Regions from separate parts of the Homo sapiens genome. Here region 1 is linked to region 2. A link is an interaction called in ENCODE POLR2A ChIA-PET data of the cell type or tissue named here. Cell type or tissue: K562. All regions are shown on one strand. Each heading gives the region's core, and the rest is flanking DNA. Links, peaks and the distances in the headings are about the cores only. Region 1 overlaps LINC02255 (long intergenic non-protein coding RNA 2255). Region 2 overlaps MPI (mannose phosphate isomerase).

Evidence for each region. Peaks named below come from ENCODE experiments on the same cell type or tissue, not always from the same donor. Only the 100,000 strongest peaks of a DNase experiment are listed, where the experiment ranks them.
Region 1: POLR2A ChIA-PET joins it to region 2 with 5 read pairs; 2 of 35 experiments call an interaction of 5 or more read pairs at or near these places.

What each region holds. Positions count from the first base shown.
Region 1 is chr15:74,388,464-74,391,362 of GRCh38, reverse strand. It overlaps LINC02255 (long intergenic non-protein coding RNA 2255), which reads right to left. Exons shown (of 4, transcript NR_146881.1): 3 at 282-844. Among named protein-coding and RNA genes, the nearest start is that of LINC02255, 11 kb to the right of the region's middle. RefSeq lists an enhancer at 2,628-2,899. In K562, for the core only: no CTCF peak of the experiment used is centred there; a DNase peak (open chromatin) is centred at 1,562.
Region 2 is chr15:74,897,709-74,900,550 of GRCh38, reverse strand. MPI (mannose phosphate isomerase) reads right to left here. Exons shown (of 8, transcript NM_002435.3): 8 at 1-2,842. The coding sequence ends at 2,821. FAM219B (family with sequence similarity 219 member B) reads left to right here. Exons shown (of 5, transcript NM_020447.5): 5 at 1-559. Among named protein-coding and RNA genes, the nearest start is that of FAM219B, 7.7 kb to the left of the region's middle. RefSeq lists an enhancer at 1,340-1,839. In K562, for the core only: no CTCF peak of the experiment used is centred there; no DNase peak of the experiment used is centred there.

The DNA of each region.
Region 1 (2,899 bases), core at 209-2,708, 510 kb after region 2:
CCAGGCCTGGCCTCGAGGTCCCAAGAGGGGATAGGTGTCCAGAGGCAGGGTTGGGCTGGATGAAAATTCAGGTGAGAGGACATGACTTTGGTAGCTTGCGCCTCCTGGGAACACCTGGAAGTCACCTACTGAATCATCAGAGCCACTTGCCTGGGATGGAACTAAGGTTTCCTAAGAATCCACCCACTTCCTCTTTTCTAAAAGTCCCTTTCATCACTTCAGGGAAAAGGAACTCGTCTTCATTGACATCCCTGCATGCACGAGAGCAGGTCATGATTTACCTGGTGTGGTGCTCATGATGGCTTCATGGGGAGGGCGCTGTTGTTCTTCCCATCTGACAGGTGGGGAAGCTGAGGCCGTACAGGTACTGTGACCTACCCAAAGTCACATTGTGGAGTGAGTCTGTGGAGGTCACAGACACGGTATGGAGCATGGGGGCCCTGGCCATGGTGTTATCCGTCTCCTGCAGGTGGCTGCCAAGAAGCCTCTGTGACCTGGTAAATTCCTGATCTCTTCATCTATCTTGGGTACCGGTTTGGTTTCCTTGAATGCTTGAGGTTCCTTTCACTCTCACGGACATATGACAGAGTTCTTCCATCTCCCGTCACAGGCACTTCATGCAGGGCCCCACGCTACCATCGTGGGCTTCCTCATTCTTGCTTTGAAGGTCATGACCTCCTGGAGGCCCAGGAAGGGACATGAACCCTAATCCCCCTGGCTGGACCATTGGCTCCCTGAAGGCAGGAACCAAGTCCCAAAGCTTCATTCCCCATTTCTTTTCAGAGCCGACTCAGTCCTGGTGCCTAGGGGTGGATGGTGGGGGTCATCCCAGGAGGCACAGGTCCTGTAAGAAAGGAAGTAGCACCTACTGAGCTTTTGTTTGTTTGTTTGTTTTTGTTTTTGAGGTGGAGTCTCACTCTGTCACCCAGACTGGAGTGCAGCAGCGCGATCTTGCCTCACTGCAAACTCCACCTCCCGGGTTTAAGCTGTTCTCCTGCCTCAGCCTCCTGAGTAGCTGGGATTACAGGCGCACGCCACCACATCCAGCTAATTTTTTGTGTTTTTAGTAGAGACGGGGGTTTCGCCATGTTGGCCAGGCTGGTCTTGGACTCCTGACCTCAAGCAATCTGCCCACCTTGGCCTCCTAAAGTGCTGGGATTACAGGCGTGAGCCACCTTGCCTGGCGTTTGGATGAGCCAGGCTCTAGCACCATCTCCCCCACTCCTTTACAGGAACCCTCTGAGGACGATGTTACTGTCAGCACCCCCATTTTACAGGTGAGGGAATGAAGGTGACATAGCTGGCTTCCAGCCCTCATCTCTGAGCCCAGAGCCTGTACGCTGTACACTCGAGCAGGCAGAGACTGCACAAGCAGAGAGCAGGCCTCTGTGGGTCACGACAGGGGAGCCAGGTCAGCCCCGTCACGCATGGGCCCCCAGCACTGGCTGGCAGCCCCCCTCGGGGGCCAATCCCGAGTCCCCACTGGGAGGTCCAGCAGTGAGTGCTCCATGGTGCCCTGGTGACGGGGGGGGCCTGTGAGGCAGGCCGTGAGCCAAATGTCCCCACACAGCCTATCTCAGGCCACTCACAGAAAAGGAAAGAAAATATCTTGAGATCTTTTCTGGCCTTATCAGCCCCACACAGAGGCCCCGCTGTGGTGTGGTAACAGGGTCCGTGAGTGTGTGCTCAGATAAGCGCCAGGCGTTTCTGAGAACCTGCAAGGCACCGTCCTGAGTTCCCCCTCTCTAGAACATTCTTCTTCCACATGCTGCACAACTGGTTCCCTTAGGTCCTCAGGGCATATTCTTAGAGAGGCCCTCCTTGACCAGCCTTCTCAACCCCTTGCCCTCCCCTCCTGCCTCCAGCTTCGTCTCCCTCCTGGACACTCCCCGTCTCTGGGAGCCTCCTGCGGGTTCCTGGCTGGTGTCTGTTTTCCCAGCATGAGGGAAGCTCCTGGAGGGCAAGAGGCACATCTGTCTGGGCCTCGGGATCCTGGTGCTGCTCAGTAATGTCCATTGCCAGAGTGAGGCAGGGAAGGAGGTCTCAGCCCTAAGGTGTTCTTGGCATAGGGCCTGGCCTATGCGTGTATTTTATCTAATCCCTCTAACGACTTTACAAGGCAAAATTTATTATCTTCATTTCATAAATGAAGGAGCTCAGAATATAAAGCAGCTTGTGGGAGATCACAGAGAGTGTTAGTGGAAATTTGAACCAGGGGGGTCTGTGAGGCTCCAAAGAGGTGGGTGATGCCCCCTGAGCTGAAGGGGTGGGGCAGGAGACCCGTCCTAGCCTGGGCTCAGCTGCAGCCTCGCTCTGGGACTGTGGGCCGCAGGCTTCTCTTTGTATACTGGGGCTGGGGTCGCTCCCTGAGCTAAGATCCTGGCTCCAATGGAAGAAAGGTGATTTGCAGTGAGGGGGGTGAGGGGGCTTGGAGCCTCGGAGGAAGGGGTTGAAGCTGGGTAGGGAACAAGGGGCAGGATCCTCCTGAGGTGCCAGCATGGGAAACCGTGGGGGAAGGGCTTGGCCACAGGAATGAACTCAAAAAAGGGATCGAAGCACCCTGAGCTCCGAGCTGGATGCACAGGTGGGTGAGCCTTGGAAGCAGGAGGGACCTCCAGGGGGAGGGCACAGCAGCCGCATCCAGGCTGGGTGTCCCTGGGCCACAAGCTCAGCCTCTCTGTGGCTTTCCCAGCTTCAAGCAGAAGCTCAACCCTGGGAGAAGCGCTCTCTCGGGTTCCCCTGCTCCTAGCCCCAAGGACCCAGCCTGCTAGGTCCCACCAGCCCTGAAGCTAGGTCCACAGGTGCATATGGGCTCCCTCGGCTGCTGGCTTCCTGCCCAGCCCTCCTTCGGCAGCGCTCACTGGCTGGAGAGCAGGGGTCTCCTGAGGGGTGGGGCAGG
Region 2 (2,842 bases), core at 343-2,842:
AAGACAGCAACACAGGTAGAGGGACCCAGTGTGTGCTGGGAGGTGGCTGTGGAAGGTAAGTATAGACCTACATCTCTGTTGGGGAGGTGGTCAGGGCAGAATGGCCTGGGTGTTTAGCAGCTTCTAGGGGTGAGGGTGGCAGGACCCCAAAACCAAGGCCCTCTGCATCGTTGTTGTAATAATCAGCTCTGGCATATTCAGCTGCAACTGTCCCTGAAGAAGAGGTTTCTGAGCTGGCTGACCCCATGTAGGAGGGTGTTACCTTGTAGAAAAAGCTGGAGGGACCTGGTGGGACAGTGCAGTGAGGCAGGGTAGAAATGGTCAGTTGTTTAGGGCCAGTGGCCACATACCAAAATACCACCAATGTGCCCAGGGCCAAACTGCCTTAATTCTGAGTGCTGTGTGTTCTGCAGGTGACAGTTTCCTGAGGAGAGGGGTGTATCCAGGCTTACCTCCCAGCAGGAGTGGTACCATATGGTGTTTATGTACTACTCTATAGAACTCTTGGCTTGCACTTCTACAGCTCTGTACATTTATAAGAATAAATGCAATCACACTAGTTGAGCTGTGTCTGTGTTGCAGTGGATTTTAAAGGCCTTGGCCAGGCACAATGGCTCATGCTTGTAATCCCAGCACTTTCAGAGGCTGAGGCAAGCAAATCACAAGGTCAGGAGTTTGAGACCAACCTGACCTTACCTGGAATTGTAGATCCTGTCACCCCGTCTCTACTGAAACCCCGTCTCTACTAAAAATACAAAAACTTAGCTGGGTGTGGTGGCAGGCGCCTGTAGTCCCAGCTACTCAGGAGCTGAGGCAGAAGAATCGCTTGAACCCAGTGGGCGGAGGTTGCAGTGAGCTATCGCGCCACTGCACTCCAGCCCGGGAGACAGTGCGAGACTCCGTCTCAAAAAAATAAAAGTTAAGAATATCCTGGATATCCTGAAATGAAGAAATAGCTTAACAGCTGACTACAGCAATTCCTTCTGGAAACTCCCTCCCCTTTCTGCTGTTCCCACTGGGCATCACTTTCGGGCCTGTTTCACTGGACGGCATGAGTGAAATAGGCTCTTGCAAGTCACTTCTGTAGAATGGGTTCCCTTTAGCAGACCTTTTCTTTCCAGCTCATCTTTATTGTTTTTTAGCTGAAGAAAATTTGGAGGCAAGAAAACCCAGGAGATTTTTGAAGGTGGTTTCCTGGAACTCCATTGTATAGGGACTCTAGTGTGGGCAGAAGCCCAGAAAGATTCTTTTGCATGAATTTAAACCTTTATCCCACAGGAAGGAGCCAGTGGACTAAGTGATTAGTCTGTGGTGACAGGATCTACGATTGCAGGTCAGAAACCTCAGCAGCAGCAGACAGCCGACAGCCTCTTGCAGGTGTGTGCCACCCCTGGAGCAGGGCATCAGGAGATTCCCTCCTTCACACTTCCTGCCCGTTTAGGAAAGCTAACTGGGCTTCTCCTCGCCATGAAAATTGTCTAATTCGGTTCCTGAGTCCCTGTAATCTGCAACAGTTGAGTATGTTGTAGAGAAGTGGTTGACAGTCAATGGTTTCAGTTTTGCAGGCCGTACAGTCTAGTGCAACTCTTCAACTTTGCCACTGTGGCTTGAAAGCAGCCAGACAGTATGGAAATGAACAGGTATGGCCAGAACTGGCCTGCCAGCCTGGTTTGCGGACCCCTCCTCTAGGGCCAGTTGAAAAACAGGAGCCGGGCCAGGCGTGGTGGCTCACGCCTGTAATCCCAGCACTTTGGGAGGCTGAGGTGGGCGGATCACGAGGTCAGAAGATCGAGACCATCCTGGCTAACACAGTGAAACCCCATCTCTACTAAAAATACCAAAAAAATTGGCTGGGCGTGGTGGTGGGCGCCTGTGGTCCCAGCTACTTGGGAGGCTGAGGCAGAAGAGTGGCGTGAACCCGGGAGGCGGAGCTTGCAATGAGCCGAGATCGTGCCACTGCACTCCAGCCTGGGCTACAGACCGAGACTCCGTCTCAAAAAAAAAAAAAAGAGAAAAACAGGAGCGAAGAGTCTTGCACTGGTGACTGGTGTATCCTTTGAGTCACCTTCTCTGTAGGGCTGCTTGCAAGCTGTGCCTCTGGGCAGACCCAAGGCCTGCTTGCAAGCTGTGCCTGTGAGGCCAAAGCTGGCTTCCTCTCCCACTCCTTCCCATACCGGTGTTCTGGAGTGTAGCCTGCTCACTCCCCCGAGAAGCTGTATGAAATAGGAATAAAGCAAAAACTGGGGCATCATGTAGGGAGGGCTCTTTTGGCCCACTTTAGGAACAGGTACCCCAAAGGCTGAGTGCTCATTACCCCACAGCCTCAACACAAGTGATCTTTAATTGCTTTGACAGAACAAGGGTGTAAACAGCGTTAGTCTACAGGCCTACCCTTTCCCTTTCCTCCTCTGCAGCTGAGGAAATGGGCAGTCCCATCGCTAGAACCCTGTTCTTAGAAATTACCTGGTCTCTTGCTCTGACAGATGCTGAGCTAATGCTGGGTCACATATTTAACAGCTAGCCTAAAGCCATAGGCTGGAACAGAGTTGGCAAGAGCCTGGCTCAGGTGTAGCGAGGAGTAGAGAGGGAAGACAAAGGGAGTATCAGACCCCTCACACGGGCCTCTCCTCCCCAAAGATGGTTCCACCTGGGTGTGTTCAGGAGTCACTACCTTCACGCTCCCTCCTCCCCCACCCCAGCTCTTCCAGGGTATACCTAAGGGGTCCAGAGCAAGGAAGGGGGCTTGAGCTGGGCCCGAGGAGGTGAGGTTGGCTGGAATTTAGGGTGGCTGGCAGAGGAGAGCTGGGGAGGCTGCAGCCTTTACAGCAGACAGCAGGCACGG